Regions from separate parts of the Homo sapiens genome. Here regions 2, 3, 4, 5, 6 and 7 are each linked to region 1. The links are chromatin loops, found by intact Hi-C in ENCODE. Cell type or tissue: heart right ventricle. All regions are shown on one strand. Region 1 has its middle 140 kb from the start of CRPPA-AS1. Region 2 holds the start of AGMO (alkylglycerol monooxygenase). Region 3 has its middle 15 kb from the start of AGMO. Region 4 overlaps LOC105375167 (a long non-coding RNA gene). Region 5 has its middle 150 kb from the start of LINC02587. Region 6 overlaps LOC105375167 (a long non-coding RNA gene). Region 7 has its middle 200 kb from the start of LINC02587.

Region 1 (4,000 bases):
ATGGTGTTCTTGTGTTTTTGGGGACATTGAAGTGTCGTTTTCTAGAAATAAATGGTTCATTTGCAATGAACACTTTCTAAATTGTCTTGTGATGAGAATTTTTTTTTTTCTGTCAAGTTGACGTTTGTTGGACTAGGGCAGAAAAGATGCAATGCAAATGTTCTTCAAATACAGAGATGGGAAGTAGTGTCCAGCAACACTCTTGTGGCAGCGAATGATGGTGTATTTTGGAGACAACTACAGTTGAGAGTTACTTGTGTTCTGCATCCATCTGGGGCATTGTTCAAGGTGGTTACACTTCTGGAAATATGAGAGGTACATGACTGTATTACAGCTTTCTTACAACGTGACCTCAAAGTAAAGGCACAAGGATAGCCCAGGTAGCTAGCTCTCTGAACCTTCATCCAGACTATATGAAGAGATGTTCCAATGGCTAGGAGCTGGACCTGAGACTGGGTAAAACTGTCCAACAGGCAAGGCTTAGAGCCAGGGGGAACTAAAGCCTGCATCCTGAGTGAGTGATAAAAACCAACAGCTAAAACTTACGTAGCACTTATTATGTATCTGTCACAGTTGTAAGCACTTTAAACATAATTGTTGAGTCTTCACAACAAAGGTATGGGGTTATGAATGAGGAAAATGAGCAATGGAAAAGTTATTTGCTGAAGATCATCCTATTATTTAATAGTAAACAGTTGAACTGGGATCAAAATTCAGACAGATTGCTAATGTCTATGTTCTTACCCAATATCGCCTCTGAAGAAGATTGGGGAGGGGCTGAAATAATACCACCTGCTTAATGTCTTAGGCTCTAATGGACTTGCAGAGACATTGTGGAATTAAATCCAAGGATCTGCAGGAAAGGCTGTTAGGCTGTGGGTAATAGGGTCAGAAAAAAGGAGTTGGTAGAAATTCCTCGAGGTGCCACTCTGTGGAGGGAGGAGCTCTGAGAGCCCTCCAGTCTATTTATATATTACCACGGTTTCAATCCACGGCGTTACTGGAGCCATAGAGTGGATTTTGGAATAATAAGGGCACCAGTGTGAAGGCAGCCAAATCAGGATTCTCGAAACGTGATACTCTTTGTTTTGGTGAGGTTGGCACCCCTCTCTGCTTCTCCTTTCTGGATGAATAAAAACCCCAAACATCATGAGCCGGATGTTTGAATGTTTTTAAACCTTGTAATTTTGTAAATTGTCTGTTCCTGGCCCCTTCCCCACCCTCCCACCCCAGCTGAATGTCACGATGTTCTTCCTTTCTGTTGACTTTCGAATGAAGAAACTGTGGTTTGAGTTTGTTTTCTCAGCAAGGTGATGGCAAAAGGATACTTATGGTGTTGAAGAATTTTAATTTTCCCTCAGACAACTAGGATGTATAGTATATTTTAAATCCTACTCTCCAGGATATCTGCCTTCTGCCCAGATAATAAAATTGATCAGATGTTTTGAGGTTAAATAAACTGTTGTAATAATCTGGCAGCTGCCTGCTGGTTGTGGTTTTCAAAAGCAATTACTCACTCTGGAGTCAACTTTGAACTCTACATTTTAATTGAAAAAGCTAATTGTAGGGTATTGCTCCTGATTTAGCATTTGATTTGGCAGATTAGGAAGTAAAAAGACATGTGGAGGGGAGGGGAGGGGAGAGGAAGAGAAAGTAAGCAGGGGTGTTGCTGAGCTCAAATTCCTGTTTACTTGTGAGTGTTTTCACACAGGGTACATTGTATGCTAACCGGAGAGAATGCAGTTGGACTAAAAATCTCTGAGGCATTCATCTGAGGCTTGTCTGCAAAATCCTTATTTTTGGCTTATTTGCTCACTCTCTCTCACCCACACATAGAGAGAGACATGCTACATATGTTAGTGTCTTAACTGTAATTCAAATCTGAAAAGAATTTTTAAGAATATTATCAGACCATCTCTGATGAGAAGCTTATTTCCTAAAATGTTGGAGATGCGAATGGACAGAGATGGCTACTCACTTTCCCTAAAACGCATCTAACGATTTTACTAAAATTCAGCACAATATAGGAATTGTTCATTTGGATGCGCAAAAGAACAAATCAAGCCTCTATTGGAATCATTAAGATTCTGAATAATTAGAAAAAAAGAGACAGCTACACTCATATTTTCCATCCAGGTCAATTAGTAGCATCCTTAAAATAGCCAGAAAATAGCTGTGAGTGCCAAGCTGAGAAGAGTGAGAATTTGCATTTCTGCAGTTTTTTTTTTCCTCATCGAAAAGCAAACTCAGTACTGTTAGGTTGACCTAGCACAGATGATATTGTGCATTTTAGAGATACACATTCTTTAAATTTAAAAAAGGCATATGTGTATGTATGTGACTGCTTCAGACTTTCTGCTCTGAGATCGATTGACAAACTCCTAGGAATTTCCTGTGAATGTGATAAAATGTTGACAGTCCAAATTAGAGCTGAAGTGAACAGCATAGATACAGGAATACATTAATTTTATAAGATGTTTTCAAATACTAGTTATGTGTCATTTGGAAACTCAGATTAATTTTAGACCTTTTATGGAATGCAGATTTGGCTCATCACAGTTCTGTTAATATTTTATTGACTTCATAAATATACTTTAATCCCTATACATCAGCTTTCTGATCTGTAAGAAGATAAATATTCTTCCCACATGTTTTGCACCCAGAGCTCCTCTGTTGAAATAATAAGCAGTGTTGTAATACATGAATTTGAGCATGGCTTCAGAATCTAATGTTCTCTTTATCAACAAAGAGTGGCTGAGATTTATTTGGTGTTTTAGTATCACCAAATTTGAAGATATTACAGTTAATGAAAAAAAGAAACATCTGTGTTGATATTATAAGAATTATTCTGAAATATGAATATCCCTGGAAATGTCAGCTGCCTACTACATAATTTCCAAGAGTCATTTTTGTGATCTTAATATTCAGAAGTCCTCAACTAAAAATGACTCATAAAAAGAAAGAAAGAGACCTTACAGATATGAAGACTCTGATTGAAAACATTTACTTCATTCAGAATACATTTTTCACCTATTTACTTACATATTATTTACCCATAGATCTCTACTTTTGGCAAAGTTCATCAGTTTAGAATGCAGGGGCAAAATGACTTCCGTGGTGAGATTTTAAAACTTTTTTTCCTGTGGGAGGAAAAAAGGTTGAAGAAAAAGTTAAGCTTTTTAGATAATATTATTAGTGGCAGAAATCAGAGACAATGGATTAATGTTTTAGTCATGGGAAATCTTCAGATCTGAAGAAAGGAAAAATAGTTACATAATGGTTTTTAAAAGTGCTATGAAATTGTCGAGGTAGATAGAATTTTCCCTTTTGATGGTCTTAAAATAGAAAGAAGACATGTTTAAAATGACAATTCTAGAGTCTGAATGTCAAGAACCAAACCAAACCAAAAACCTTTTATCATGATGGTATAATAGACATTTCAGAATGCTGGCTCTGGAAAAGCAAGGTGGGGTTGCATCTCCGGTATATTGCTTACTTTTGACCTTGAACAAATTACAAAATCCTGATAAATCTCAGTTTCTTCATCTGTAAAATACCAGGGTAATAACACCTATCTTTTTTGGTTATGGTTAAGATTAAATGAGTTGCTATTAACTGATACAAGATGAAACTACCAATGTATACTAACTGCTATTTTATTACACAGTATCTTTGTTTTTATAAGTAATGATAACCAAGTTTCCTCCAAATTGTCACAAAGGAATTATAGAAATCAAAATGCAAAGTCACGTTTGACATAAAAAATGAAGCTAATTTTCAGGAAACTTAAGAACCACAATCATATAAATTTCAAATTGATATTTAGGTATATGGATAGAATTTTCTTTAGTTGTCTGCACTTCTAGAGAAAGAAAAGTGAAGGATGAGAAGAAGCCAGAGTTTAAGGAATTCTTGCACCTCGTTAACATACACCATTATGATCAAATTATTAGAAATGAAAAAATACAAGCAAGGATAACCTCTTGAGGTATTTTCCCAT
Region 2 (4,000 bases), 500 kb after region 1:
ATGTAACAACTTTTTTCTTGTATAAAATTGCTTCTGCTTTAAAAAGTTAGAAATAATTTTGTTTTGCTCATTGAAATGCACACACACACTTTTGCAGCCAGTAAAAACAACGAAGAAAAGGCTGTACCTGTATAATCATATACTAAAAAAGAAATGTTCCTGGTAAGTTATTGACTCCAAGAAGGAACTTGCTGTATCTTATGTTTGATAAGGTCCATTGCAAAATCGAACCATTATGTGTATATAGAAACGTATTTGTATAGTAATAATGATAATAACTATCCCTTTTAGGAAAAAACAGATATGGCAAAAAAAAAAAAAAAAAAAAACCCCACCAAGAGGATATGTTATCCCTATGAAGTGAAGTGCAAGGTGTGCATATATTGAGAAGAAAGGATGCTGCCACTTTTGACTTTATATACAGCTATATTGTTTGTATTTTTTTCTCTTGTATCACATTGTTAATTTCCAAAATTGTTTTGAAAGCAGGTAATAAAACAGTATGCCTACTATGATCATTTTTATTAAATTTTTTTTTGTTTTTGTGACAGAGTCTTGCTCTGTCCCCCAGCCTGGAGTGCAATGGCAAAATCTCCACTCTCTGCAACCTCCACCTCTTGGGTTCAAGCAATTCTCCTGCCTCAGCCTCCCGAATAGCTGGGACTACAGGTGCCCATCACCACACCCAGCTAATTTTTGTATTTTTAGTAGACACGGGGTTTTGCCATGTTGGCCAGGCTGATCTCAAACACCTGACCTCAGGTGATCAGCCCGTCTCGGCCTCCCAAAGTACTGGCTGGGATTACAGGTGTGAGCCACCACGCCCAGACACCTTTATTAAAAATTAATGTCCATATGTACTTATTGGTAATGGGAATGGTCTGAAAGGACAGTCAATTCTGCTATAACATGTGCTTTGAGATTAAATTTGTTCCAATGTGATTAATATACCAGAAAATAATTTGAGCATACTGCCTATGCTCATGTGTGATTTTATTTTCAGTGAAAAAGAGTAGTTGAACTTTAAAAAACTGAACTGAAAAACAGAAAGGCTTAGGATGCACAAAATACACCCACCACTTATAGTAACACCCTCACTTCACCTGTGTGTTGTGAGCCTTGACACCCATATGTCATATTGCAACTTTCTGTCTGATTTCAGATAACCCACATTTCAACAAGCTAAAGTAACTTGCAGTTTGCAAATCTTCCAATGCCTAATTTCCAAAACAAGTTTCAGGTCTTTTTCAAGGTAAAGCATCATATTTATTTTAGTATTTATGTATATCTTAACCATGTAACGTGTGAAAGTGTGCTACCATTTTTATTAGGCTCTCATCCTTTTTTTCTTGTTCCTTGTGGGTCATTATGAAGTTTTTGAGTATTTTACCCTAATCACATTTTTTCTCACAAGTCCCGTGGTTTTTATTGCACAATTTTGTACAGTATAGTGATTTTTAGGAATGGATATATCACATTATAGCAAAACTGACCATACATGTACCAAAATGTTAATAGCGTTTTGGGCAGCTTATTATTGCTTATCTATAGTTTCTATATTTTTCTAAAACAATCGTGCATTGATACTTTAATTAGATCTATGTAAACATCTTTAAATGATGAAATGGCAGCTAAAGGATGATTACAGCTGTTTTGGGTAAAGAGCTGAGGCTATTCTGGCAAGCTCCACATATTCACTGGTAATGTAATAAATTAAGTGCCTTCTAATCTACTTAAAAGGTACAATCACTTAAGCTCTTTCTGTAAAACAGAAACAGGTCTCACAGCAACATCTTGGCACCTTCTTTAATCAGAAAGTTCCCATAAGTACTAAGAAGAATAGAGAAGATGTGACTAGCCAATTTTCCATTAAATAATGTAGATTATGTAATAAGCCAAATGCCCCTAAACTGGTTGCAAACATTCAGAAGTGGTAATAACATGATTCAGATACAGAAATATAGATAGGCAATAAGGAGCCAGATATTCAGTGCTTACTGACTTTCAAGCTATTATTAAGTAGCTCGCCTATACACAGTCTCTGTAGGAAATAAAGAAACTACAAGCTTGAACACATTGTAAATTTCTAAATGAGGAGAAAAAAAGGTTTTTCTATGTGACTTGATGCTTGAATTTCTATCCAGTTTTTCAGAGTGAACATATACCTGCGTTATCACTTTTTTCTTTCCGAGACACTATTATGATGTTTTTTCTCTTCTTTTTTAAGTAGTAACTTGCTCCACCTACAGTCAAACTGCACTGTATGACTTTGATTTGGGTATGAGTCCTCTTTTCCCTCCCCCACATGCCCTGTTTCTGGCCCAGCGCCCACTGAACTCTGTACTTGTTCTTGATCCTTGTATTTTCCTGTCTCTCTACACAGAATCGGCTGTTGAGTGTGCTCTCAGTGGAGCTTTGGTTTTAGCTGTTCTCTGACAAAGAGCTTGTTCTGAGCTGCACATCTCGTCCTCTTTGTTCAGCCTCAGGCTTCAAGCATTGAATCCTAAATATTCTCCAGCTGGGAATCAGACAAGGGCAGAAATGAAGAACCCAGAAGCCCAGCAGGATGTTTCAGTTTCCCAGGGATTTCGCATGTTGTTTTACACGATGAAACCCAGTGAAACTTCATTCCAAACATTAGAAGAGGTGCCTGATTATGTAAAAAAGGTGAGACTTTATTGGAAGAGGCTACTCTTATTCTTGCTGCTTTCTTAATAAATGGTAAGGTCAATCTCCTTAGGGTTTTGTTCACTTTCATTATTCAAATGATTACATTCTAATAATAATAATTCAGTTTCTTAAAGGCGTGAAGCAAAAGTAGAATTTCCACTTGAATTTTCTTACAATCCATAGCCATCTTCACCTGTAAATTCCCTCTTTTATATGTCACTCCAGAATATGACAAAAACAAAAGTTTAAAGTTTTCCTGGACTCCATGGCATTGTAAATGTAGCTATTGGAAGCTCAATGACAAATAGTTACACCACATCAGTAAACTTTGTAACAATTTCATTTTTAAATCTTTCACTTGTCCACCCCTTCCAGGGAAACTATTTCCTCTTTCATTTGGTAGAGTAGTTCAGCAGAATGAAGGATATGCAGCTTGACCAGGTCCAGCTCTGACTTCCTAAGTTTGAATTTGACCCAAGTTTTCTTTGAAACTCTGAAGTGCTCAGAGGCACATTTCACTTCTGGTTCCTGGCTATGATTGGAAGTGGAAATATCCAGAATTAGAACTTGAATACTGAAGTTCCCCACCCTATCAAAGTTATTCCTACAACACTCACTAGTTCATGGCAGAAATAGAAAAAAAATGACATCATAGAATATGTTATTGAGAGTTCAGTTTAGAAAGCTTCAAAACTCATGATTAGCTTCCAAATGAGTAAAATCCGTATCTTTTTCAAGATTAGATATTACACTTTCTTTCTGAGTTTTTAAGTTAAAAAAAGTGGCACTGATATCTTCATAAATTATTATTGTTTATACTGCAATATCAAACCAAATTCAATGCTCCATCACCAATAGTGGAGCTTTCAAAACATCTCTTATTATGTGAAACAAAAATCAAAACCAAATGAATAAAATCTGAATCATGTTTTAAGCAAACATGTAAAATTACCATATTCTCTAAAATTCTAAGCAGAAAATTGTCTCTACTCTTTGAATTTCATCATTAGAAATAGTTCTGGTAAGTCTAATATGAAAAATTAGAATTATGTGCATCTTTAAGGAAAGCCTCTTGAAGTGGGTCTAAATTATACATGTAGAGACAATAGACCTCTAATTATCTACCTTATTCTAAATGTATTTTTTAAACTAATTTGGAAGATGTTCCTCTTAATCTTATAATATTATAATTATCGTGGTTATATCTATGATTACATTTCATATTCAAATTGGATGATAGAATTTGAGCACATGTTTAGTGTATGTCTAAAATAATTAGACTTCTTTACCACTGTGTAGGAAGTAATCCTCTAAAATGAGTGTCTACCAT
Region 3 (4,000 bases), 490 kb after region 1:
CCTCAGCATTGCTTTCTTTAAGATGAAGATGAGTGTGTTTACTGCAATAAGTTTCTGTGTTTTCCTTTGATATCAATTAGCATAGGAATACCAGATGGTAGATGTATAGAGCGGTAATTAATATTATGACATATTCAAATTCTTACTTCAAATTTTAATACAGGTGGGCAGCCTGACTGTTAAGTGGAGGAGGAGAACAAAGTAGATATAAACTCACTCATGCCCACTCATCCCAGACTTGGGTCCCACTTCACCCTTATTTCAGGAAAATGGATTCTAAGAAACCTATGAAATTAAAATAACTTCATCTTCCCCCCTTATCACTCCCTACTATGGTGTCCTACTGTTATATTACATTTGGCCTAAAGCTGCTTCCTTACATATTTTAATTTTGGTTCTCCTTATGTACTAAACTGAAGCGTAACTGGATTTGTAAGTGGACGGTAACCTACACTTGTAAGAAATAGCCCAGTCTCAGCCAATCTCAGCAGCCATACTTGTCACTCACAGGCAGCCAACTGTTCAAACTGTGCTCCAATAAGGTGGTCGCCTCGTACGGTTGTTTCTGTACCTCCCTTCCGTTTTCTATATATCATTTTGTTTTTTCGGTCCAAAAATCCTCTTTAACCATGCAGCACTGCCTGAGTTGCTTAGAACCTATTCTGGTTCAGGGAACTTCCTGATTTGCAAATTATTCTTTCTTCAAGTAAACGCTGTTAAATTTAATTTTTCTGAAGTTTTTCTTTTAACACTAATAAGCTAGGGTTGTAACTGCCCTGGTAAAGGGAGAGGAACAGCGAAAATAGAGGGGCCTGGAGCATTAATCTCCTCCACACTACCACATTCTTTTTGCCATTTCCAGTTGTGAAAGAATGCCATGATTCTTGTGGCCTCCACCTCAGTCACATACAGATGGATATCAGCTCATACCAAGCCATTTCTTCCAGCAGCCTGAGCAGCAAGGAGGGAACAGTACCAAGAACTTCCTCAGTCGCCTCAGTGGGAAGCCTGGACAAATAGTTGCCCTTGAACCTCCAAACTCATCTCGTATTTCATATAATGATCCTGTAGTTGTGGCAACAGAGAAACATTGAACTAATGGACATATGTTTATTAATTCTGATCTCTTTGTCTTAACTTGCTGTGTGAGCAATATCTGAAAATGAAAACTAAATGTCTCCTCCTTTGCTACTTTTTCCATAATGTGGTTTAAAAACTTGTAATATTCAATTCTTTTTTTAATTGAAATTAATATATAATCATTATCAAAGTTGTCTAATAATTCATCTGTGTGTAAAGCAGAGGTTAGCAAAATAGGACCTTCAGGCCAAGTGCTGCTGCTGCCTGTTGAGCAAATAACCTTTTACTGGAACTCACTCCCACTCACCTGTTTACATGTTGTTTATGGTGGCTTTCTCACTGCAATGGAGTTGTGTAGTTGTGATAGTGACTAACTGGGTGGTTTGTAAAGTGTAAAATATTTACTACTTGGCCTTTTACAGAAAAAGTTTGAAAGTCCCCAATAATTGTTACACGACCGTTTTAATCCAGAGATAGCTAGTGTTAATGGCTTAATATATTGTCATTTTATTTATTTATATATTTATTTCAATTATTATTTATTTTTATTTTTTTGAAATGGAGACTCGCTCTTGTTGCCCAGGCTGGAGTGCAGTTACGCCATCTCAGCTCACTGCAACCTCCACCTCCTGGGTTCAAGTGATTCTTCTGCCTCAGCCTCCCAAGTCGTTGGATTACAGGTGCCCACCACCACACCAGGCATTTTTTTTTTTTTGTAATTTTAGTAGAGACGGGAGTGTCACCATGTTGTCCAGGCTGCTCTCGAACTCCCGACCTCGAGCGATCCACCCACCTTGGCCTCCCAAAGTGCTGGGATTACAGGCATGAGTCACCGCACCCACCCTGTCCTTTTATTTTATGTGTGACACTTCAATGCCTCATTACCTTACAGCCCAGCCTTAAATCGCAATATAGTAAGTCCTTCTGTTATTGTGTAAATATTTTAATGGTGTAACTGATGAATCTGATACTCTCAAGTAATATAATATTTTAGAACTATCCTGATTTATACTTTAAACTCCTTTCTCCTTTCTTTCTTGAGTCTTTCCTGACCACAACACAAACTTCTTTCTCTCTCCTGAATTATTTTGTACCTCCTGTAATTACCATTCATTTAGCAATATACATATCGTTTTGTCTTGTTATCAAAGTTTCCAACATAAGAAGTTTGGAAACGACACCTTCACTCCTTAATGAAAAATAAACATCCTCAAGGGAGCAATTTTTAAAAAAATTCTGATGCATTTTACTCAATTCAGCTGAGACTACACACTATCAAAGAAACTAGACTTTATTTTAATATGTAAAAAATTCAAGTGAAATACTGAACCAGTTATAACAAATTTAGAACACCAGATTTTTTGCTAAGACTAATTCAACTTATCTAGAGAGATTGACAAAAAATTGATTTAAATTTGCTGGAAATTTAAACAAAGCTGGCAAACATTTGTTATATTAAAAGAATGTTGGGTAATATAAGGAAAGGGACAAAATAAAATACTAGTACAAATCAGGAATTTATTGATAGATTAAAAATAAAGTTCAGCACTGCTGTGTAGCTGTGCAAGGCCCAGTTGGTGGTTGAAACTCCTAGGGAGCTGGAACTTTCCAGATATACTTTCTTTACTGTTGGGCTTAGAGGTCTCTGCCCTAATGTAGGCATGATCTAGGTTCATGCTCCATCCTCCAAGCTGTGAATGCACACGGTAACTGGACATTATGCTGCTGTAGAGATAAGTATGGATGTTGTAAATCATATCATAGCATGACAATAAAAACTACAAAGTTGAAAAATCCTAGGAATTTATATGCTTCAAATATTCTCATTTGTTTCATGAATATAAACTTATATACTAAACTCTTTGATTATTTTTGTTGTATTTATTTATTTATTTATTTTGAGACAGGATCTCACTCTTTACCCAGGCTACAGTGTAGTGGCATGATCACCAATCACAGTCCGCTGCATCTTTGACCTCCTCAGGCTCAGGTGATTCTCCCACCTCAGCCTCCCGAGTAGCTGGGACTACAAGCATGTGCCACCACACCTAGATAATTTTTGTATTTTTCTGAAGATAGGGTTTCACCATGTTGCCCAGGCTGGTCTCAAACTCCTATACTCAAGAGATCTGCCTGCCTCAGCCTCCCAAAGTGCTGGGACTACAGGTGTGAGCCACCGCACCCAGCCTTAAGCAATTTGATTAAAAAGGAGACATCTACCTGGCAGTATCAGAAGTAGAATCTTCAAAGACTTGGAGATAGAATAGATGTGAATGTGGAGAGAATGAGAGGAATACGGATGCGTCCAGGCTCTAGAAAAGTGGCGACGTTCACAGAAGTAGAGATATAGGAAAGATATACAGTTTTGTTGATGGTAGTGTGAAAAGGGAGGCAAGGATGAACAAAAATGAGCTCAATAACGATGTGTTAAATTCTAAATACGTGTATAGTATCCAACTGGAGATATCCAGAAGTCAGTTGGTATTCAAAGAAGACAACTCTAAGTGGGGCATTACTTACACTGATTCATGAAGAAATGAGAAGGATCCAGGAATGCTAAGAGGTCAAGAAAAGTATTCTAGGCAGAGGTAAACATGAGCTTGAAGGTGCTGAGGTACATGGGGATATTGACAGTAGGATCACAAAGAGTGAAGTGAAAGGGTGGGAGGCATATAGTGAGGTTATGGCTGGGGTAAGAGAAACAGGAGCCAGGTCATGTTATAGCCTCAAATGTAGGTACAGTGGGCATGGGGGTGTGCATCACTTTACTCCAAAGGCCATGGATGCCAGTGGAGAATCATAAGGTAGAGAAAGGGTCGATATGATTCAGATGCTAAAAAGATTTTTCTAGTGGCTATCTGGCAGTGGATTCAAAGTGTGTTGGAGAGAAAGCAGAGAGGCAGAAGAGAAGGTAGAGAGT
Region 4 (4,000 bases), 310 kb after region 1:
GTATATTTATAACAGCTTCTTTAAAGTTCTTGCCTAGTAAGTCTCATGTTTATGGTTTCCTCAGGGACACTTTCTATAGGCTGCTTTTTTTTTTTCCTATGTGAAGACAATAATTTCCTGCTTTGTTGCATGTCTCATTTTCTTTTATGTTATTAATTGAGTATCGTAGATAATATAATGTGAGCTCTCTTAAAACCAACTCCTACCCCTGTCCCTGGTTTGTTTTTGTTGCTATTTATTTATTGGCTTTCCTGAACTAATTCTGTAAAGCCTGTATTCTTTGTCATATGTGGCCACTGAAGTCTCTGCTAAGTTAGTGCACTAGTCAGCTCATGGTTGGACAGGGATTTCATTAAATGCATGAAACAAATGAATCTCTCAGCCTTTGCCAAGGGTGTGTGTGTGTGTGTGTGTGTGTGTTGGGACATGCTCTTAATGTCTTGACAGGCATTTTATAACTCTGCCTAAGTCTTTATTTCCTGATTTGTAAAGCCTCAAAATAAGAAGTGAGAGGATAAGGCCTCTAAGGTCTTTTCTGGGCATGCACGTAGCCCTGCACATGGACATGGCCTTCTAGATTCCCAGGAATATGTTGGAACTTTCAAAGCCCCCATGGACATTTCATTCCAAATTTCTTCTAAGTATTTTCATCAGCCTTTGGTAACCCAACTGGTATGACAAGCTCAGGCCAATACAATATTAAACATTTGTCACCGATTGTTTCCAACAGACAACTTGGCAATAAAACTGTTCACACATAGCAATCTTTTAGTCATCTCGAGTAAACACAAGCCCTAAGATCAAAGCTCTTCTAGGAGGCTGCCAGACTAGTCAAATAGTGGCAATTTTTAGTGGTACAGGTTATTTGGGGTGCTTCCAACCATTTCTGTTATCTACATTGGCTGGTAGACTGCTGGTTTTCACAGGTACCATGGTTACAAGGGTATTGGTTTTTAAGGCTACCACAGAGTTGGAGAAAGAGGGATGACGATAGGCTAAAATGTCAGAGTTCTTTGTTCTTAATGAGATTCAGCCATTTTCCTTAAATAAGTTCCCCTAGTGGTATTGTTGTAAGCCTTTGGTTAATTTCCAGAATTCTGTAAAAGTTTATTTTGATTGTCTTTGTTGTAATTTGTTTTATGAAATAAAGAATTTTTAGAACACCATTTCAGAAGTGCTCCATTTCAGAAGCACCATTTAGAGCACCATTTCAGAAGCACCATTTCAGAAGCACCATTTCAGAAGTGCTTCTCTTGCCTTTGTTTTTCATATTAGATATGGTCACCAATCATCTAGAGTTAATTAAATATTTTAGATTCTATCTTTGCTGAAGATCTGAAACAATAAGATGAATAAACTTTTAGAAATGTAAACTTTATTGAGGTTGCATTTATTACTTTAGCTCTCCATAGTTCCAGATTAATTTTTTCTGAATATGAATCAAAGATCTTATGGTATTCATTTTATGGCTTAGCACTGCTTGCCAAACATGCCACACTCACTCACACCATCTAGTTTTTGCATACTGCGTTCATTGGTTTGGCAGCTCCACTGACGAGTTCCTTCTAGTCATTTTTTTCAAGTCATAACTCATGCCAAACCTCAAGTCCTCTTTTACTGCATCCTTTTTATACTCTCAGAGAATTAATGTTTTTTCTTCTTCTTATTCTTCTTCTTTTTTTTTTTTTTGGAGACAGAGTCTTGCTCTGTCTCCTAGGCTGGAGTTCAGTGGCACAATATCGGCTCACTGCAACCTCTGCCACCCAGGTTCTAAGCGATTCTCCTCCCTCAGCCTTCAGAGTAGCTGGGATTACAGGCGCACACCTCCACGTCCAGCAAATTTTGTATTTTTAGTAGAGATGGGTTTTTACCATGTTGGCCAGGCTGGTCTCGAACTCCTGACCTCAGGTGATCCACCCGCCTTGGCCTCCCAATCTGCTGGGATTACAGCCACCACACCCAGCCTTTTCATATGTCCATTGCACCGTGTGCATTGTTCTTCAAAATGCTTTTTACATAGTACCTGTTTCTCATTTGTGTCCGCAACAACTGTAGGATTGAGATTACAGAATTTTAATTTTGTAAATCCTGCTCTTAGAACAATAGACTATATACTGTGAACTGCTTGTTCATATACTATACTGCTTGTTTATATACTATGAGCTGCTTGTGTATTTGCTAAATCATTGAGAAGTGACAGTCATTGACAAGAAAGTTTGTAGGGAGGTAAAGGATAATAAGGAGGATCATGGTGCTGGCCATCTTTAAGGAGAGAAGAACACAGTTTGGGTAACTTTCCTTTATCCCCTTTCCAGTGAATGACAAAATATTTTGTTCCTTTTTCTTCCTTGTTGAGGAAAGTCCCTTTTAGCTTAGTAATGCTCTCTGCACTAAGAGTTAATAGTTCAGAACTAAAAAGAAAAGACTTGGCATAGGCAGGGATGGGAGGAGAATTATGCAGCCAAAATATTTCTCTTCATTTTTTCCTCCAACTCTGGGAAGGAAGAAAACATAAAACTGAATATTATATTAAACATTAAGCAAGGCAAATATTCTTACTCTGTGATTAAAGAATAATGATGCTACTGTGGTGATGTCAGGTATAATAAAATAAAGTATAAGTAAATTTTAAGAAGGAATTTTGTTTGTACGATGTTATACTGGTTGACATGTTGTATCTTTTCCATTTGTAGTTTCCCTAACTTTCTGATTTGTTGCCAACAAAAATTGGTGTTGGTTAAGATGAATAAAAACTTAAGCATGGGAAGAAGTTGATGGATAGCTTTATGTGGTGTGCATGGAAAAATCCTCTTCAGGAAAGAATCCAAATTACTAACTGGAAAAGGGTGGGAAGAATAACTCATGTCAGTAAAGAAAAATTTATGAAAAATCAAAAGGTCAGAACTTTGGATATTTGTAAGTTAAGGTGTATTTTGACTTGTCCTGGAAAGATTCAACAACAACAATTGAACTGTAGTATTTCCAATAAAATCACTTAGCTTAAGTAATATCCCATTTCATTACCTTGCTTGCCATGAGGATAAGTGAAATAGACCAGTGCAACTAGCAGGCCAAACTACACAATATTTTAGGGAGATCTTGAATCATGAAAATATAAGCTACATTGCATCCATGTTTCTTTTTATGAACCACTGTTGTAATCAACAACTAGTTCTTCAAAGCAACCAAAACTACACTCAAAGTCTGTTTTATCTTCTATACTTAGTAAAGTAGTATATTTTCTCTTACCAAAAGAAAAATATAGTGGCTCACGCCTGTAATCCCAGCACTTTGGGAGGCCGAGATGGGCGGATCACGAGGTCAGGAGATCGACACCATCCTGGCTAACACGGTGAAACCCCGTCTCTACTAAAAATACAAAAAAAAAAAAAAAAAAAAAAAAAAATTAGCCAGGCGTGGTGGCAGGCACCTGTAATCCCAGCTACTCGGGAGGCTGAGGCAGGAGAGTGGCATGAACTCAGGAGGCGGAGCTTGCAGTGAGCCGAGATCGCGCCACTGCACTCCAACCGGGGCGACAGAGTAAGACTCCGTTTAAAAAAAAAAAAAAAGAAAAATGTATGTGCTTCATTATCAATATTATTGATTAGTTTAAAATCCAGAATTAGAAAATACAGATAGTGAAAACTATCTTCTGTCACATTTCATTTAAAATACTACTAATTGATTTTAAAATAACATTAAAACAAATATGCTAATTTGGGCAAGTTTTTATCTATCAGTTATTCCTATTCAGGAAAACAAATGTGCTAAAAACATTGATCTAACACATATTAAATTCCCTTTTTCCTTATATCTATGTGTTTTCAATTTGTGAGTTTCATACATATTGATAAATACAAGTGTTTAACAACGAAAATGTGATAAGCCCACAACACAGAAATAATTCAAGGTAGCTTTTGTGGAAAAATATACTTTTATTATTTTTTCATTTATAAATTAACATACAAAAATGATGTTATACAAACTTTTACATCTTTTC
Region 5 (4,000 bases), 230 kb after region 1:
CCACATCCCCATGCACCTGGGAACAATCCATTTATTTTCTAAAACTTTAAAACTTTCTACAAACCTGATTTTTCAATTTTTGATATGTTTCTTAAAGTATTTTATCAAGATTTTTTATTTATTTCCAAATACTGGCTTGGATTTTTTTCTCATCTGAACACTGAGAAATTCCAGGAAAAAAAACTATATTTGGTACTTCGTGTCTTCAAATTTTGATGCAATGACTTTATAAATTAGCCTATACTGATAGTGTAAAACTGAGTTAAAAAAGGAAAAAACTTAGGCCCGTGTGGAATATTTACCAATGCTTACTTTAAGGTATAAAAATGTGAGTAAATGAAAGTAGAAAAACTGGGCTGAAATGTATCCACCACTCTTTTGGTAATACAGTAGTAGGTATTCATTATGATTTATTTTCCCTTGAAGCATATTTTGTCTTTAAGTTATTTCGGTGTGTAAGAACAGAGTACATTCACATTTGTGCTTTTTTTTCCAATAAAACTATTGCTGCATTGTTCGTTCTAATATTTATCTCTGCATTGAATTGCTTCTTGAATTTTTCTTTTTTATTTTTAAGTTTCATATTCTACATGAGAATGTGTTTACTTCTCTACTGTGCTGCTGGGAAGTTAAATGTAACAGTAAAACTTTATTGAAAAGTAGAAAATAGGAAATTTTTCGAAATTGAAATTCTATGTCTTTGTTCTTTTTGGAGAAAAGATTTTTTTACCTATGTGCTTTGGGGATTTGACATTAGTCATTTGGTTGACCCTAGGAAAGGATGTGAACTGAATCCTCTTGAATGAGATCATTTTTGTTGTTAAATTTTTTGGTATTCTTTGTGTAAAATTGATCTAAAAGATTCTATCTATTCTGATTGTTTTTCCCTCTATAAGGAAGTATATATATTTTTTAATGTTATCAATCCCTGTACCTATTTGTTAACATTTCCTTAAATGTGTTTTCTCCAGATGTTGGAAGTAAAAAAAACAAGTGCTTGTTATTTTTTCCATTGTCACTCTTTACTACTTTCCATAGGCAGCATATTGTGCAAGCCAAGAACTGGAGGAAATAACAGACGTGTGAGCCCCAAAATTATAGGCACAAAAATAACTTTCATAAAATAGGTTTTAAATGACACCACTTTCCAAAAAGCCAGCTCTAATTGAGTCAAGCCTAGAAAGCAGTTAACTTAAGGGAACATCAGACACACGTCCACTGATCCCAGAAAGCGTTCCACGGTGTGACATTAGCGGGGATGATGACATTCCCAGCTTGCTGCCAGCACATTCCAGAAGGCAGGCCCGGCATTTTGGTACCAGTTGGGCCAGTTCTCAATAGTACTGTTCTGATATCGTTGAGATGATAGTTTGTTTATACAAGCAACTTCCGAGACTCCCAACTACATTGCTCACCCGCAAGAGATAATAGTGGGGAAAAAAAAGATAGAACGCAGAAATAAGAGGGAAAACTCCTCTGGTTTTTTCTTTGAATGCAGACAGAATCCTCACCCGGGTTTACGGACTGGAGCAGCGCGGGTTCCTGCTGTTCATAGAATGTTACAGATGGCTGCCTGGGCAGGAAGCCCTCCCCCTTCCTTAACGGGGCTCTGGGGAATGCAAGGGGCCTGGAACCAGCCCTCTCCTTCCCTTCCAAACCTCTTCTCCAAACCCCTACTGAGTAAAAAAAAGAGAGAGAGAGAAAAGAAAAAAAAAATACGCATGTCCCTGGAAACATTTCTGCCAGTCTGTTTTTAGTGGAATCTTGAATTAACCTCTTCACTCCCGATTAGAGTAGCGATTTATAACTTTGCCGACATCTCTTTAATGTCCTGAATCAATTTCACCAGCTCATTGAAGTACCGTACCATTTGGGTTGAATTATAATAGTGCTTTTGAGTTATGCAACAATTTCAAGTGAGAGAAAGCAGGTTTGAATTCGAAAATAATTAAAATTATTTTAGCACATCAAATATAGTATTAATAGTGTTCTCTCCATTTTTTTAAAAAAATCACATTTTGAATATTTTGTTTTTCTCATAGTTTTTCCCCTGGTGGTATAAATTTTATAAATACCTCGCAATTGTGAGGGAAAGAAAATGGCAGAGGTGCTGATCCAGGACCCTGCAAACTTGAGTTGCTCAATTAACCCACCTGGAAAGGAAAACCTCTGAATTTCTTATGTGAGCCATATTGATAATTTTCTTTTTAAAAGCCACTTTTGTTTTGAAAATCTGTTACTTGCAGTCAGAAGCATCTGAACTGAAATAATACCTTTAGAGGAAGTGGGATGACTTTTATTTCCTAGGAATAAAAATGGAATGTCTTTACTTATATTCCAAGTAAGGGATTTTGTGATATGTATTTAGTTCATGCAGGTTTCCAAATCATAAAACTTCTTGGGAGGCATATTAAACCCCATGAAATCTAGATTCTAGAATTAAGTATTATTTCTTTGATAACCAGTCTTCCTCCATGCATTCTTAAATTTCAGTTTATCTGACTCTGATAGCTAACTTCAGGTGACTCTCAGCTTGCCAGTTTCAGAATCAGTGGTAGGGCCTGTAGTCATACCCCACAATTTGATCAACCACATCATAAAACACTCAATAGAAATATTGGCCAACACATTCAAGTGAGAGCCCAGGCCAAAAGCCAAAGTTTCCATCTCTAGATTTAATTGTCATTGACTCTAAATATGTATTTGAGGAAAAAGAAGGCCTATTGGGCAAATTAGAGCCTGTCGACATCAGCTCACTAGCTATATCACAATCATTTTCACATCAGGTGTATCAAATTCAGCCAAATCGAAGGGTCCAGAAAAAGGAGGCATGCTGTTTACACAGCACCTTTTGTCTCCCAGACTACAGGCTTCTTTTGCTATAGTACAACTGATTCCAGTTTGCATGGAGACAATGCTATTTGAAAATATATATATTTGAGGAATCTGAACAACTGATGTCATGTAGTTTATTGCTAAGTTGTTGAAGCCCAGGGGTTTTAAAAAGTTGCATTGATTTCCTAAGCACAGATAAAAATTTCATAGATATCCTCAGTAAAAAACAAAAAAGCAAAATAAGTTCTCTGTGTGTGTGTGTGTGTGTGTGTGAGTGTGAATGATTTCATCTATTATGGTTTTTACTGAACAGCTGAATAGAAAGAATCATAATAAAGATACATGAAAGTGGAAAAAGAACCTCTGTTGCATAAGTGTAATAGATAAAACATGAAGTGTGCTTCAGGGAAAACAATCAAATCACACTGGAAATGCCTTAAGTGTCTACATGTGTAATGATTCAGCAAGGCCCAATGTGCTAATGACAGGCCATTGCCACATGCCACAATGCTGCAAAGCAAAGCCATTCCTTTACGTTGCCCTTATCCAAGTCCATTAAGAAATAATGGTTCTAAGATGAAAGTCTTGTTAGGGTTTCAATGAAAATGTTTGGCACACCACGATAAAAAGTCAACAATCTGCTTTTAACGAGAGACACTGGAGAAATGTTGGTTAACATACCACTGAAAATATTAATTCTCCTTAATGGCAGGATGCAACGTAGCTTTTTATAGTTTTTGATCCATGTCATAAATTTGGCTATGACAAAGGGGATATTCCGTCTTTAACTCTCTGGCAAGAACATTAGCTATTTTCCAGCCCTAAAAAGTTTGGTCCTTAGTGTTCTTTGTAATGCACCAAAGGGCCAGATTTCTATCTTCAGAAGGACAGGCTGTGTTTGGGTATATGTACATACATTCACCTGTATTTGTGAGTGTGTAGTCAATGTGTGTGGGTTGATTGTGAGTAGTTTTCTTTGAACTTTTAGAGAAAGAAAAATATTACAAATCCCAAGTCCCAGATTGTAGCATCATTGTCAGAATTCCAAAAATTGCAAAGCTGAATGAATGAGGAAGATAACAGCCTTACAAAACACAATGACTTGGTTACTAAATGCCCCTTTCCACTGGATGTTGTTAGAAAAAGTATATTTTATCCTATTTTG
Region 6 (4,000 bases), 300 kb after region 1:
TTTGTATGACCCTTAGTAATGACTAAGACTTCCTATTATAATTTGTTTATAATCTCTGTTTTTTACAGAAATTGTCTTCTATATTAATTCATTTACTTATTCTAATTCTGTTGCCCCTTAATGGGATGTCTTATTATTCTTTTCCTAGGACAAAAAATAATAACTAGCTTTAGTTACAAGAAGCATCTTTAGTAAATATAACTTGACCAAATAAAACATTCAATGTAACTACCCTGCAGAGACTATATAAAAAGTTCTGGTAAAACAAAATATAAAAATAAAAATAACCTAAAATATACAAGTAAAACATACAGAGGCATTTAAAAGTAGTTTAAAATAATGTAAGTAGTAGTAACATAAGTAGTTTGAAAATGTATTGAAATATGCTCAAATTAATATCAACAGAAAGGCAAATAAAAAAGCAAGAAAATATTATGTGTTATCCATAATATTTTAAAAATTTGATTTGAAGGATAACATTGCATCTTATTACAGTTATTGGAAAATGGGGATCTCATATGGTTTCATTGAAATTGTAAATTGGTCATTTGTCATACACTACAAAATAAATATTTGTAGAACACATAAGAGAATAAAAAATATAGAGTCACTGTTTTCAAAAATTTTTGCTACTGGTAATATATATTGCAGAACTAGTGGCCTCGTTGTGTTATGTATTGTATAAATATTATACAACACGTGTGTCTTCATGAATCACTTCTGTAACTTGAACAACATGTTTAAATGAGTAGCTAATGATTACAATCTTATACCCAAATATGCACACTTTACCAACTGGACCAGTGAGTGTCTTAATTTTAGGAGGTGAGTGAAAAAAATTTTTAAGTATAAAACATTATTTTGCCATTGGAGATATTTTGTGTGTGTGTGTGTGTGTGTGTGTGCTGGTGAGAACTGGCAGCTTTTTAATATCAAATTTTCTGATAGATTTATATATTAACATATAATTTTACATTAAAAATAAAATAAAATATTTTCTTAATGAAAATTTCCCCTTGTGAAGATCAATTATAGATTTTAAGAAGAGGCCTAAATCTCATTCTTTATAAGAAGTATCTAATATTATCTGAATAGAGATTTAATTATATGAGCCCCTACCTTCTCTGTCTTTGTCTCTGTCTCTTTCTCTCTCTCTCTCTCAGATACATATTCTCTCTCTCTCTTTGTCTCTCTCTCTCTATCTCAGATACTTATTCTCTCTCTCTCTTTTTCTCAAATACATATTCTCTCTCTATCCCTCCTGTGAGATATAGAAAATGAAAAAGAACACTGAAGATTTCCCTATCGTTCTTCTAAATCAAATTTTTTTAACTCAACATGGCAGTGCACAGTTTGAAAGTTCCTTGAAAGCCTGCTGGACACATTCATTTCAGTCTCTTGAAGGTGATGTGCTTAACTTAAATAGTGTGGGAAGTTGTTCCATGATGATGCTAACAATATAGATTTATTAGTAAATTGTTTACTAATAGAGACAATATTTTGATCATAATTACAAATAAACACTTTGTGTTTCAAAAAATTCACAATTAGCTTATATAAATTAGAGGAAAGTAGAAAGGTCTAGCAAACATCTAATATTCAATTGGACATTTCCTTTGCTTCTTATTGGTGAAATAAAAGTAATCCAATGGATTAATAACATGCACATATTTAAGTAATAAAATGACATTGTTCTGAATATATGGTATCTTTACTAAGATGAAAGACATGATTATATCTTTTCAGTTATCTAAACAATTCATAACTGCTCAGTTTTGTTATTCAGAGTTGGCTTCATAGCTAAAATAATTTCTGAAATCTGCTTTCTGAGATTAGCAGTGCCCTCTCCTCTAATTTGAACAAAAAAATAATTGGAAAGGCACATGTATCAGCTTCCAGTTTATACAAGTTCATTTATTTGAAATCCCTTGAGCTCCTCCAATTAGAAAACAAGTTTTTGAGTTAATATCCTTCAATTGTTAGAAACTTGCGTCACTGCGAGAGCACAGTGAAACGTAAAGGTCCCAGCACGCTGGCAGTGGATTGTGAGGGGATGTGATTGTTCCACATTTAGACTGGAAAGGGTTAGGAACTCTGCTTCCTAATGTGCTTAATGAATGAAAGGAAAATTGGACCCCTGAGCTAGAGTCAATGACCTAAGAGAGTGAAAAATGTTCACAGGTTAACAAGGGCAACTGTTCTTTGCCATAATTCCCAGCGGAGGTGAATGACAAAGGGGCCAATGAACCTCTGTCTTGATATTATCTATTAATCAGTTTTATTCCAAGGAAAAATAACTTAGCATAGTTCTGGAAGACTCCAGTGTTGAACATCTTAAACTCTATGTTTGTTCCCTTTTGCTACTGATTCATTCTTTTGGTTAATATATTTTGTTTTAACAATTCATTTTGATATGTTTTATTTAAATGTACTAAGATATTTAGTGTATCATCTAATCAAATTTAAAATTTTAAGGATCTAATACACCTTAATGTAATAGACAAAGTCAGAACTGCTCACTTTATGTTCACATGGTAACAGATTCATTGGAATCTAATTAGTGCAAGTGACTATGGAGATTCTTTTTTTCCTTAAAGTGGGGATTATTTCAAATTTTTGTTTAAAAATATTTGTTTCTTTTGTGAAGGGAATTTTTATAGCCATACCCAAGCCACCACCCTGGTCATGTTCACAGATAGAAAACCCCTGATTGGCTCTTGATGAGTCATTCCTGGTGAGGAATCTTATCTAACACCTGCTTTATCTTCAATATCCTTTTCAAATTCTTGTAGTAAAACAATAACCAAGAAGGAAAAAAAAAATTGGGACGACTCCAGTTTTGAAACACCTGCCTTAGAGATAAAGATTGTAATTTTAGGCATTTGTAATGCCTTTACTTTTGGGCTGGAATTTGTTCTGCAAGCTGTGAGCATCCGCCAATTTTTTTGAACACGTGCTTGGCCTGGGCCTTACTTCAGTCTAGTAAATTACAAAATGACAAGATCATCTCTGTTACCATGGAAAAATCTGTGTATCAAAAAAATCTCTGAATCTCTGGCTTCATAGTAAATGCATTTTATGAGTTGAAGAAACATTACAGCATCAGCCCTAATGAATCAGTCAATAATCTTTTATGACTTAATTCCAGCCTGATACTGATAATCTGTAATTTAAAGTTAAAGAGGATATCCCAGGTTTATGTGACCACTGTGAACGAAAAAGGTCATTTAAAAAAAAATTGCAGACAGGAACTACACAGCTGGAAACCAGAAGCACTAGTTTTACTTGGGCTATTAAGAAAATTCACAGTTAACTGAATAAAAAATATTTATTTTACCTCATTTATTTTTCCATCAGTATTTAGACTTCTCCCACATTGGAGAGGTTATTGGAAGGGCACAAATTTGTTTTAAGATCATGAGTTAATTTGCTATGTAAACATAACTAATTACCAAGAGCATATATAATTTATGCTGTTACATTAATTAGTTATATTGTTTTTTTTTAATTTAGTTTTATCCTCATGTGTAAATGTTCTGCCACTAGACAGTCCTTGCCTGAGACTCACTCCAGCTGAACTCCAGGCACCCAGAAACTGCCTGGAAGAAAACTGTAGAAAGGGTATCTAAGCAAAATTAACCAGCTTCAGAGAGCTTGCCTTGCAAAACCAAATTGACTAAGTGATGGCAAATGTCATAGTACTAAAACAAAGTATTAAAAAAAAATCCTAAAAAGCCTCACAAGTTCCTTTTTGTGTGTTGCCTTCTGGGAATGTGCTGGCAGGAGTTTGATAAGATGGAATGATAGAGAAAAGCAAAGGAATCATCACGGGTCAGAAGAAAGAATGAAAGAAGTTGTGATTAAAACTATGATGAGGGCTGGGCGTGGTGGCTCAAGCCTGTAATCCCAGCACTTGGGAGGCCGAGGAGGGAAGATCATGAGGTCAGGAGTTCAAGACCAGCCTGGCCAATATGGTGAAACCCTGTCTCTACATGAAAAG
Region 7 (4,000 bases), 180 kb after region 1:
AGATATTTTTTCTTTGGTTTCCATCAGATTTTATTGCATTCACAGGGAAATATGAAATCACTAAGTTATCTTATCCATAGATTTACATAGAAATGAAATAGTGTTTGATACTTAATGGATATATTTCTTTCTATGTCTAAGAAGATTTTTTTTCTCCTGGAGAAAAATCAAGTACATTTAAAGCCAGTTGTAATGCACCCTTCAAAACCCCAGGTTTGGTGTTGGCTATAGACTGGAAATTAAATCACATCTCCCCTGTGTGTAGTGAGGTATGGTAATGACTCATTTATCAGGCATTGTTAAAGGACAAGGAGCACCATGGGAAAAAAAAAAAAAAAAAAGCTCAGATACTTGAATCCTATTCCTTGATGTGTAAATCAAAAATGAAAAGAAAATTATTTTTAATTCTTTAAAATATTACATGTTGCCTTCATAGGCAATGTGTCCTGAACATAATTTAATCAAGTTTTAAAACCGAGCTCAGCCACTTATTAGTTATATAACTTTGGCAAGTTAGTAAAATCCAGCTTAGCCATTTACTAGTTTTATAATTTTGGCAAATTAGTTAACCTCTGTTTTCTCATCTGTCAAGCAGAGATAATTATACCTATGTCACAGTTTGAATTAGCTAATCTATATAAAACACCTCATAAAATGCCTAACACATAGTAGACCTACCCAGCATAGCCTCCTGGCCAGGCCTGTGGACTCCACTGCCAGACTGTCTGGATTTGAATGTTGCCTATGCCACTCCCTAGCAAGTAAATGTAACAATCTTTTTACCCTAATCTCTCTGATCCTCAGTTTCCACATCTCTAAAATGGAGATGAAAATGGCCGGCGCAGTGGCTCACTCCTGTAATCCCTTTGGAGGATTACAGCACTTTGGGAGGCCAAGGCGGGTGGATCACCTGAGGTCAGGAGTTCGAGACCAGCCTGGCCAGTATGGTGAAACCCCATCTCTACTAAAAATACAAAAAAAAAAAAAAAAAAAAAAAAAAAAGCTAGCCAGGTGTGGTGGTGCATGCCTGCAATCCCAGCTACTTGGGAGGCTGAGACACGAGAATCACTTGAACCTGGGAGGTGGAGGTTACAGTGAGCCGAGATAGCGCCACTGTACTCCAGCCTGGGTAACAGAGCAAGACTCTGTCTCAAAAAAAGAAAAAAAAAAGAAAAGAAAATGACATGTAAGCATTAAATAACTCATGTAGAGCCCTTAGAGCAGTGACTACTGGATATAGTGTTTTATAAATTTAACCATTATGAATAAATGTTTTCTGAAGCATTTCTAATTCAACTGTATATAATTTTGGTAGGGGTGTGTGTGTGTGCCTGCTTGTGGGAGTATGTGTTCTTTTCCTCTTGTTATTTAGGTTTTGACTGTTTCACTAATATATTTCTACACGTTAGCCATAAAACATTATCTGAGATAGATCAACATCCATTTCTATGCTTTTGCAATCTGTTTGTTAGTTTTGTTGTTCCTTTTTTGTTTCCTTGTGAAAATATCACATTCATCTCAGCCAAGTGCTGGGGGAACACAAGGTGGCTGAGGAAATAAGAGGTTCGTTCAGGATCTGCCACTATTGCAACCATGGTGGCCCCGTACAAAATTCATGTCTCTAAGGCAAGTAGTGAAATGAAACTTCAGTAGCGAATAAAATGGGTGTGCCCACTCTACTATGCTCAGATTTACTTAAAGGAGTCTGTGCCTCTGGCCACATTTCTTCCAAAGAGCAAGGATTTGGGTGGGGCTGAAACAACACGCCCACCAAAGTCCACCTTTTGGCTCACCCTCCAGATGATCACACTGACATGTTCCTCACTAGACCCAAGGATGGCTCAGGGGAAGCTGCGTATGGAAATAGGAACAAAGCTCAGATGCCTTATCTGGACAGTCCACAAGGGTGTGCACTGGGTAACCTTCTGGTGGGTGGAGAGGAGCCAGACTGGGAATCTGGAGGTCAGAAGGCTTTGGCTTGGCCTCCTCACACATCTACACTCGGGTGTGAACTGTGAGTTTGCCCTCCTAGATCACTCTGCAGATAGATATATTAAGGTAAGAGGATAAAACCTGTTACATAAGAGTTTGCCAGCTCAAGTTAGAACTTTTAAATATTAGACTGTCATATGTTGATTTCCATTTATACTCCTTTTCCAGCCCTTGCAAGCAGTAGGAGTAGGCATGTATATGCATCTTTTCCCAAGTTGATTGCTTCTTTCAAGTTATTGATTTAAAACTTGGATACACAAGAGATGGTTTCATTATTGCTTAATGTTGAAGTTAATAATACTAAGAAGCACTGAAATATATGAGACAAGAATGACTTTAAGCCACAATGAGATGCTTTACACACCCAGTATAAAGGTTAAAGCTATATAGACCGACAACACCAGATGTGGATGGAGATATGGAGCTACTCATTTTTTAGTCAGAATGTAAAATGGTGCAACCGCTTTTGAAAATGTTTTGGCAATTTCTTATAGAATTGAACATGTACCTACCCAGTGACCCTACAATGCCACCCCAATACATTTAGCTAAAAAACAATTTAAGTTTACAAATACACTTTTCATAGTAGTTTAAAACTGCTGATCACCTAATTGTCAATTAACAGGAGAATGACTAAAACTTGGTATATGCATATCATGGAATACCACTATAGCAGTATCAAAAGGAATGACTTTCTGATGCAAATAGTATGGATGAATCATGACGTGTTGCTGAGTGAAAGAAGCCTTCCACAAACATACAGTACATTTCATATGATTCTACGTACACGGTTGTATTTACACAAATTTTGGAGTAGGCAAAACTATTCTATGATTAAAAAAAAATCAGAGCAGTGACTGCCTCTGGAGGATGGCAGTAGGAACTGATTGGAAAGAATGTGAGGAAACATCATGGCATGAAGATAATTGGTGTGCATGTGCTTGTATATAAGGTCACATTTGTTGGAGGTGGGGAAGCAGAAATCTAGCTGGGATTGCTTCCTCAATAGTAGGAAGAGGGCCATGACATGGCTCTGTCAATAGCAGAGATTCCCAAGGTGCGACGTTCCAGGGCAGTGGCGGAATGTCAGAGTAAAATGACCTGGTGCAACTAGAGAGCTCCTACAATATAAGCACCAGGCCTGTGAGCTATGGCAAGGATGCCAGGTTCTCCACTTTGCACAGGAGTAGCCTCTTTCAAGGGATGGGTTGGTCTTAAATAGTGAGTAAATTAGAAGAGACAAATATGAACTAAAGACCAGAAAGCACTCCCTGAATAGGCTTTTGTAAGACTCTGGGGTTTTCACAAGACTTGGAAAGGGCAAGCACTCAAACTGACTGAGATGGAATTTTATGCTGTTCTGGCAAGCGAAGTCTAAGCCAGAATAGAAAATTAAGTCATGTTCTGGGTCTTCTACTTTGAGTTTATATGTAAAAATTTAGCCCTACTTTAGAAGGATTAAGTTCATGTGTGTGGCCCAGAAGGCAAAAACCATGACAAATGCATAGAAGTTTTATAGAAGTTTGTGTCAGCTCAATACAAAGGATATTTCATGTGTTCATCAGCTAATTTACATGGTCTAGTCTACTTCAAATTGGATATTCTCTTTGCAGATTAATAAATGGTATTCCGAGACATTAATACAAACATAAAAACAGAATGGCCTGCTGTTGTGAATCTACCTAAATGAATTTCAGAAAGATTGGGTTCCTTTGGTTAGATATCTACAGCCTGCAGCACCCTGCTACCATTTGGTGTGTTACAATAAAAGCAACTCCCAGGCTGAATTCTGCCACACATGTATTTATTAGCAAGCACACACAAATCAGGCATTCGACCTTCATCAGCAAACCTGATGAAGTTTTTTTTTTTTTTTGCGTGGGGGGGCACTCTTACAATGAGCTTAAATGAAAGTACCATGTGGTAAATGGGACAATATTCCAGTAGCAGAATTATGTTAGTTTGCTAGTCAGCATGGGAGATTATAACCTGAAACGTAAGACACTAT

The links. Peaks named below come from ENCODE experiments on the same cell type or tissue, not always from the same donor. Only the 100,000 strongest peaks of a DNase experiment are listed, where the experiment ranks them.
Region 2: it touches region 1 in a loop (3-fold over the local background); 25 of 110 quality-filtered maps call a loop at or near these places.
Region 3: it touches region 1 in a loop (6-fold over the local background); 9 of 110 quality-filtered maps call a loop at or near these places.
Region 4: it touches region 1 in a loop (3-fold over the local background); 14 of 110 quality-filtered maps call a loop at or near these places.
Region 5: a loop joins it to region 1, with 5 times the contacts of the local background. A loop is called at or near these places in 20 of 110 quality-filtered maps.
Region 6: a loop joins it to region 1, with 5 times the contacts of the local background. A loop is called at or near these places in 11 of 110 quality-filtered maps.
Region 7: a loop joins it to region 1, with 2.6 times the contacts of the local background. A loop is called at or near these places in 3 of 110 quality-filtered maps.

The regions. Positions count from the first base shown.
Region 1 is chr7:16,064,890-16,068,889 of GRCh38, reverse strand. No RefSeq gene overlaps it. Among named protein-coding and RNA genes, the nearest start is that of CRPPA-AS1, 140 kb to the left of the region's middle. In heart right ventricle, no CTCF peak of the experiment used is centred here; a DNase peak (open chromatin) is centred at 1,655; H3K4me3 peaks cover 1,555 bases; H3K27ac peaks cover 4,000 bases.
Region 2 is chr7:15,560,387-15,564,386 of GRCh38, reverse strand. AGMO (alkylglycerol monooxygenase) reads left to right here and starts at 2,372. Exons shown (of 13, transcript NM_001004320.2): 1 at 2,372-2,667. The coding sequence starts at 2,542. In heart right ventricle, a CTCF peak has its summit at 2,260; a DNase peak (open chromatin) is centred at 2,346; H3K4me3 peaks cover 1,651 bases; H3K27ac peaks cover 2,318 bases.
Region 3 is chr7:15,575,168-15,579,167 of GRCh38, reverse strand. No RefSeq gene overlaps it. Among named protein-coding and RNA genes, the nearest start is that of AGMO, 15 kb to the right of the region's middle. In heart right ventricle, no CTCF peak of the experiment used is centred here; no DNase peak of the experiment used is centred here.
Region 4 is chr7:15,752,799-15,756,798 of GRCh38, reverse strand. All of the region lies in intron 2 of LOC105375167 (a long non-coding RNA gene), which reads left to right. Among named protein-coding and RNA genes, the nearest start is that of LINC02587, 66 kb to the right of the region's middle. In heart right ventricle, no CTCF peak of the experiment used is centred here; no DNase peak of the experiment used is centred here.
Region 5 is chr7:15,837,134-15,841,133 of GRCh38, reverse strand. No RefSeq gene overlaps it. Among named protein-coding and RNA genes, the nearest start is that of LINC02587, 150 kb to the right of the region's middle. In heart right ventricle, no CTCF peak of the experiment used is centred here; DNase peaks (open chromatin) are centred at 1,283 and 1,563; H3K4me3 peaks cover 979 bases; H3K27ac peaks cover 3,782 bases.
Region 6 is chr7:15,764,026-15,768,025 of GRCh38, reverse strand. All of the region lies in intron 2 of LOC105375167 (a long non-coding RNA gene), which reads left to right. Among named protein-coding and RNA genes, the nearest start is that of LINC02587, 78 kb to the right of the region's middle. In heart right ventricle, no CTCF peak of the experiment used is centred here; a DNase peak (open chromatin) is centred at 2,052; H3K27ac peaks cover 3,070 bases.
Region 7 is chr7:15,887,606-15,891,605 of GRCh38, reverse strand. No RefSeq gene overlaps it. Among named protein-coding and RNA genes, the nearest start is that of LINC02587, 200 kb to the right of the region's middle. In heart right ventricle, a CTCF peak has its summit at 1,883; a DNase peak (open chromatin) is centred at 1,889; H3K27ac peaks cover 401 bases.